2 separate regions of the Homo sapiens genome follow, and region 2 is linked to region 1. Evidence: chromatin contacts called from ENCODE Hi-C or POLR2A ChIA-PET data. All regions are on one chromosome and are shown on one strand. Each heading gives the region's core, a stretch centred on a gene start or an enhancer-like site at or near the end of the contact. The rest is flanking DNA. Distances are from core to core; before and after follow the strand shown. Region 1 holds the start of SALL3 (spalt like transcription factor 3). Region 2 holds the start of ATP9B (ATPase phospholipid transporting 9B (putative)).

The links. A loop is a pair of places that touch in the nucleus more often than their neighbours do. ChIA-PET counts read pairs that join two places held with the same protein, here RNA polymerase II (POLR2A). Pooled maps may share reads with other maps.
Region 2: a loop to region 1 is called in a map of gastrocnemius medialis, with 3 times the contacts of the local background. The contact joins the promoter of ATP9B here to the promoter of SALL3 in region 1. A Hi-C loop is called at or near these places in 3 of 168 maps with a recorded cell type or tissue (endothelial cell of umbilical vein, gastrocnemius medialis and mammary epithelial cell), 3 of 37 single-sample maps with no recorded cell type and 6 of 50 pooled maps. POLR2A ChIA-PET finds 5 or more read pairs at or near these places in 1 of 52 experiments (H1).

The regions. Positions count from the first base shown.
Region 1 is chr18:78,978,176-78,981,634 of GRCh38, reverse strand. It overlaps SALL3 (spalt like transcription factor 3), which reads right to left and starts at 1,817. Exons shown (of 3, transcript NM_171999.4): 1 at 1,279-1,817. The coding sequence starts at 1,360. It overlaps LINC01896 (long intergenic non-protein coding RNA 1896), which reads left to right and starts at 1,944. Exons shown (of 5, transcript NR_187297.1): 1 at 1,944-2,595; 2 at 2,897-3,172. RefSeq lists an enhancer at 1-400.
Region 2 is chr18:79,067,762-79,071,220 of GRCh38, reverse strand. It overlaps ATP9B (ATPase phospholipid transporting 9B (putative)), which reads right to left and starts at 1,827. Exons shown (of 30, transcript NM_198531.5): 1 at 1,692-1,827. The coding sequence starts at 1,810.

The sequences.
Region 1 (3,459 bases), core at 568-3,067:
CAAAAAGACCCCAGCGAGCTCACTAATTTTATTTAATTCATTAATTCTCCAGCCGCGTCATAAGCATGCTCTCTCGTTCTCATCCGACATGGGTGTCTACCCGCTTTGTCAAACTTTACTCCACTGTGTGGGAAACTCTTCCGCCCCGTTTCCTTTTCGCAGACAGTCTCATTCTCAGAGTAAAAAGATCACCATCTGCCTCCAACAACTTATAACAGGTCAATCATAAAAGTTGGCCTGCCTGTTTTTTTAAGGAGCAAATTATTTTACTGCGAGCTGTGCTGCGGGCTCGGGGTCGTGGGGTCGCCCCTCCTCGGCCCTCTTTCCTGGCGCCCTGGGGGCCCCGCGGGGCGCGCCGAAGCCCGGGCGCCGCCGGCCGAGGTTTTGACTCGACGAAGGGGGTGGGGGCGCCCCAAACTTTGCGGGGCTAAGGCGCCACTCTGGGAAGTCCAGCCCTTTGCCAGTCTCTTAACTTTCGCGGCGCCTGCCCTTTGCTCTTGGATGTTTCGAAGAGGACGCTCCTACCAGCGAAATGACTGCAAAGCCGAGGTCTCCAGCGCCCGGCCTCGGCGGATCCAAAAAGACGGGAGAGAAAAGGCCCGCGCAGACGCTGCAACGAACGCCCCGGAAACACGCCGCGAGCAGGGGCCAGGCCCAGGCCGCCGCCGCTGCGCTCACCCCCAGCTTAATTCCCCGGGCGGCCATTAGGCAGAGCCAAGCCCCCGACCTTCTCCTCGCCTCGCGAGGGATCACAGGCTGCGTCAACGCGCTGGGACACCGCGGGTCACCCGAGGCGGTGCGGGGGCCCGGGAGGGGCCGCGGGCCCCCGAACAAAGCTGGCCGGGCGGCGGGGTCCCCAACCCGCGTCCAGCGGTAGGTGGGCTGCGGTCGCCTTCCCCGCCGCCGCCGGCCTCAGCGTCCTGGCGCAGAGACCCTGGGGGGCGGCGCGGCGGCGGAGGCACCGTGGACTCCCTCCCGCCCCGGCCTCCGAGCCGTCCTCGAGCCGGCCGCGGCCTCGGCGCCCTTCGCGGGCAGCTCCCCGACTCCGAGGAGAGGAGCCAAGTTTACTTCGCCCACAACTCTCTCGGCGGCCGCGCGCGCTCCGGCGAAGTACCCGGGGCCCCGCGGCCGGCCTGGCGCGGGGCGGACGCTTGCCCGCAGGAAGCAGGGAACTTTCTCCCGCTCCCGGACGCGCGCATCCGCTCCCGCCGCACGCGCTTCCCCAGCCCGGACGGGCAGCCCCAGACCCCCCGGCCACCCCGCAGCCCCGGCCCTCACCGTGCTCGGGAGCCCCGTCAGGCGGCAGCAGCTCCTCGTCCGACTTGAGGTGCTGGGGCTTGGCCTGCTTGCGCCGAGACATGCTGCTAGCGGCGCTCGGGCCCCGCGCGGGGCAGCGGCATCAGCGGGGCGGCCGGCGGGGACGGCGCGGGGCGGCCTGGCGGGCGCGCGGCGCGGGGCGCGGGGCGGCGGCGGCTGCGCGGGCCGCGCATGGGGCTGAGCAATTAGGCTGGTGAATAATGCATGGCCATTAGCGGAGGGCCGCGCCGATTGGCCGGGCTCCAGCGGACTCCGGCGGCCTATGCAAATGAGGCCGCGCTCGCAATTAGCGGCCGCGCCGACGAGGAGGGGGCCGCGGCGCCTCGGGACCGGGGCGCGCGCTGCCCGGCGCCGCCTCACATCGCGGGCTCCGGCGCCGCGCTCCTCGGCCGCCCCGGGTGCGGCTGTGGCGGGGCCCGGGTGCGGCGCGGGCCGCGGTGGCCGTCCCTCCGCAGGGCGCAGGCAGCAAACTTTGGCGGCGTCCGCGCGGCGCCGTCTCCGCCGGCGCGCCGGGCTCGCCCCTTTATAGAGTGTCTGCGCCGCCGCCCGCGCCCCCCCCGCCGCCGCCGCCGGGCGGCCCCTCCCGGAGCGAGCGGCCGCGGGCAGGGCTCCGACCCGGCGCCTTTGTCTCGCCCGGGCCGCTCGGGCGCCGCGCCTCCTGTTCCGGGCGCGCGGGGTCGGCCGGCCGCCTTCGCTGCTCCGCCGCGGCTCTCAGCGCCGCTCAGCGCGGCGGGCCCGCCCGGGCTCAGGTGCCCCCCGCTCTCCGGACCTTCTCGCCCGGCCCCGCGTCCCCTCCGCGGGCTTCCCCCGGCGGCCGGCCGGGCTCGGAGGCTCGCGGCCGGAGCGGAGCGGAGTGCGCACGCCGGGGTGGCAGGACTTCGGCAAGACCAACTTTCCGGTTCGGAAGCGGCGCGGGCCGCGCGGCTCCTCCCCTCCTCTCCCTCCCCTGCGTTCCCCCTCCCTTCCACTCCCCCCTCTCCCCGCCCCCCAACCCGCGGGCCCCACCGACTCCGGAGCGCCCGCCCCGCCCGCTGCTGCCACCGGGCCGCCTCGCCCCCGCGCCAGCCCGCCTGGGCCTCTGCGCCGCCGGCGGCTTCTTAAATACAGGAAAGGGAGGGGACCGCAGGGCCCCGGTGTTCCCCACCCTAGTCCCCCTTCACCACGGGCCACCGGGCGCCAGCGGAGTGGGCAGCGAGCGCGACCGAAAGTTCCAACTCCACCAAACTCCCGCGCGCGGCCCACCCTTTCCCGGGATTTCGGGGATGACACGGGGGCCAGGTGAGGGGGCTGCGCACTTCTGGATCGGCCCCACACACTCGGCCCCTGGCGCGGCGCGCTCCCCGCACACGCGCCCGCCCCCTCCCCGCGGTCACACGCACGCGCCCTCGCCCTCGCCCCGCGCGCACAGGCGCGTACTCCCACCCGCGGCCGTGCACCCGCCGCGCTCCTTCCCGCGCGTGTCCTCTCTCCCCGAGCGGCCGCCAGGATGTGCCCCCGGCCCCGTCGTCGCCGCGCCCGCGCCCCTCGCCCCAGTACGTCTTTTTTCGTTTCCTAAATTTCTTATTTTTGTCCTTGCAAGTGGTCCTGTCTGGTGTGAACCGTCAGCACAGATGGCCTCCTGGAGCTTCCCCGAGTCGTTCGCTGGGGGAAGCGGGCGGTGAGCGGCCAGCCCGGGCGCTCCGCAGGCCGCGAGCTCCCGGCAGGGCTGGTGGCGGGGGTCCGCCTGGGGGAGGAATCCCCGCCTGCTCCATCGGACCCGGCCTGGCGCGGCTCGCGGCGCTCGGCGGGCTCCCTTCCATTCTAGAATCTTCCCGCTTGCTTCCCAGCCCGCGTTCTTCCGCCTGCCTTTAATTGTGTAAGTTTGACGAAGTCAGAGCTTTGGGTTCCAGGAAAAGCGCAGGAGGGTCATAGAGGAAGGGAGGGCGCAGGTTGGAGTCAGGTCCAAACAGTCCCTATCGCCACTTTTGAAAAAAAAAAAAAACAACAAAAACCCTTAAGGTTGGTTTTATTTTGCCTTTTGGTAGCGGGCGTATTCATTTAGATTTTTTTTTCAAGACAGGCAAATAAAAGGTGTTTGAAATCTCTAGTTATCCCGTTTAACACACCCATCGATGGCGCTTTTCTAGTTAAGCTACGGGGGAA
Region 2 (3,459 bases), core at 578-3,077, 90 kb before region 1:
CTGGAAGTGGTGAAATACAGCAATACACCATGGTGATAAGTCACATTTGTATATTGTAATACCCAGAGCAAGCACTGTAAAAACTATACCAACACCTAATCTCAAACACACTATAGGGATACCAAAAAAGTGTCCAAGTAACCCAAAAAGTGGCAAAAAAAAAAAAAAAAAGAAACAGGAATCAGAATGAGAATCAGAAGAAACAGAACACAGATAATAAATGGCACACTTATATTCTAACATATCAGTAATTATCGTAAATGTAAATGGTGTAAATATGCCAATCAAAAGAGAATGGCATAGTTGATAAAAAATATAAGATCCAACAAGAAACTCACTTCAAATTCAACATAGGTAAGTTGAAAGCTAATACCATGCAAACATTAATCCAAAAAAAAGCATAAATGGCGACATCAATATCTAATAAAGATTTTAGAGCAAAGAAAATTACCAGAGACAGAGGAACATTAACAATGAAAGGAACAATCCACCGAGATGACAAAAAATCTTGAATGTGCGTGCACCACATGACAGTGCTTCAAAGTACATGAGGCAAAAATGGATTCAATCTGTGATGGAAACCTATTTTGAAACAGGTGGCACATTTCCAACTAAAGAACTCCTAAAATTAAACAGATTTACTAACACAATTACTGTTATAGGTAACACCAGAACCCACTTCCAACCAAGCACTGAAAAAAGGGCACCTTACACATGTTCTACTGTAATCTCCAATAATCCCGTAAGAAAAAATATTATCCAGCATTTTACAGATGAGGAAACCATGGCTTGAGTTTAAATAAGTTACCCGAGAGTAAATCGCTAGTGGGTAAACACTCAAATCAGCGTTATAACATTCCAGTATGTACTTTGAGCTATATGTTAGTCTCTCAAATGGCCGAAAACAAAAATTATTCAAAAACTCAAATTCTGAAGCAACTACATATTGAGTGAAATTATGTTTTCGACAATTCCTCTGGAATAAAACTTCAAAAACTATAAGAAGCAACACTTTTTAAAATTTTCTTTTCTTTGAATGAGAAATGTTAAATATGAGCTAAATGCAATCTCGAGTATGAAAGGTCTGTACACTAATTCTACTGCTAACCTGTGACCCCACTAAACAAGTTAACCGTTCTCAATACCCCATTTCCCTTTCGTAAAAGCAAAATTACTTGTCGACAAAAAGCACTTTGTATATATATGTTTAAACAAAAAGTGTGCCTAGCAAAGATATCGAAATGTCGAAGAGAAGTCATTTCAATAAGAAGTGTGTTTTTAACAAAGCAATTAAAAGTTACATCCGTCACCTTCACAATTCACAGGGCTACAAGAACAAGTTTCGGAGACTCTGAAGTATCCGAGAAGTTAGCACTTTTGATCCCCGTTTACTTTAGGAGAGCAGCCACCCCTCAACACTGGACCGCGGTTCTCTGCTCCCGTTCTGGCTCCTACGCTCGGCCCAGGCGTCCCGGGGATGCAGCCGCTCGCCCCGGCAGCTGCCCGCGGCCCTCACCACCGGCGGACGCCACAGCTGCGGCGCGCTCAGAACGCCAAGGACTCCCGGCTCCCAGCGAACAGATGGGGCGCGCCGGTAGCGACCCCAGACCCGCCCGGCTCCGGGTTCCTGCGGTGGGCTGGGGGCCCCGGGGAGCGTCGGCGGGGAACGGGGCCAGTGCCGCCTCGGTTACCTGCTGTGCCGGTCGGCTCCCGGCCTGGGCCCCGCGGCGCTGTAGTAGGCCGCGCGTTTGCGGTTGGCTGCGGCCGCCGCTGCGCTACGCACCGGGTAAAGCGGGATCTGGTCCGCCATGTTCCGACCGCCCCTTTCCCGCCCCTCCCACTTTCCCCTCAATTCGCCACCTTTTCCCCGCCCTCTCCCCTCAGCGCCAACCCCGGCTGAGGCGCCGCCTGCGGGCCTTCCCCGCCTCCGCCAAGCGGCGAGGTCCGATGACGTAACGAGCGGCGGCGCGGAAGGTGTGGCGTCCCTAGGCCCCGCCCTCGTTTGGCGTCGGCGCACGATGACGTGCCCAGGGTGGCAAAAGCGCGGCGCAGGAGGCAGTGGAGTCCGGGCAATGACGTCACGAGTGGCTAAAGCTGGGACGGGGGGCGTCGCGTTCCGAGGCCCCGCCCCCGCCTCGTGACGGGCCCGATGACGTCACCGATCGGCGGGGCGGGGCGCGCGTGCGCCACAGGCTGGCCTTCCGGTAGCGCGCGAGGGCCTGCACGTGGGTCGTGGTTCGACCCGGCGCGCTCTGGTCCGCGGGTGGAAGGGCCTCGCAGCCGTCTCCTGGAAGCTCTGCCGGGGACACGCGTGGGCGCGCGCGGCCTCCTTAGCGGTCCAGAGCCTGCGCTGCCAGTAGTACGCGCGCCCCATGGCTGTGTGGGGCCCCACGCGCCCTCCTCGCCGCGCGGCTTCTTGCTTCCGCCCCGCGCTTCTCCAGCCTGCCTTCGGTGCCCGCTTCCTGCCCGCGCCCTTGGAACCGCTGGTGTCTGTGCGTTCACAGGCAGGGTCGTGCTACGTGGCCCGGGCCCCCAAAGCGCCGCGACTGCAGGCGCGCCCACCGCGCCGGGCTGAATTTCCGAGATGTTCTTGTCCTGCTTCCTCACTGCTGCTTCCTTCTTTCTCTGGTTCTGGGTCTTTAGCTTGATTCCACATCCCCCACCTCTAGGCCCACAGCCTGCTGAAAAGTCCTATAGGCGACTGTCAGAAACGAGGTTTACACCCTCAGTCTACACAAGAAAGCAAAACGATATTGAATAAACGAATACACGGCTTTGGTTGGGTTTGTTTCATTTCCTGTCCCGAGGACAGCTCCCTTCCACCTCCATCACCCGCTGCAGCTGGAAGCCGGCAAGCTGATGCACCGCTCACCTCACGTATTAATGGTTTACTCACTTTGTGTTTTTTTAAACAATGTTTTTCTGATATTCCATTTTCATGACATATAAATTTTGTCTATGTGTTTGAAACACTGTTCAACATGAACTTATAAATGCTTTTCTTTTCTGTTTTTTGGAGATGGGGTCTCTGTTACCCAGGCTGGAGTGTAATGTTTTGATCACGGCTCACTACATCTTCCACCTCTCAAGGTTCAGGTGATCTTCCCCCATCTGCATGTATTACTTTTTCATTATAAAAAATGGTCTTTATGAATATGAATATTCTTAATTTGTTGCTGCCACTCTGATTGCCAGTTTGCTTCTCAGCTGCTTTTCATGTAACCTGAATACATGCCACTCCACAGACACTAACTACTTTCAAAAGACGCCAATGGCCTCCTAATTGACAATGGCCTCACCCATTATTTCTCTACCTCACTCTCAGCCGCTGACACTGTTCACACCATCTCTCACCCACATTCAACAACTGATATTGATAACACCATCTCATTCTCACAGCACTGGCACTGTAACACCATCTCCTCACCCTCACTCAGTACCTGACAGTGATAACGCCGT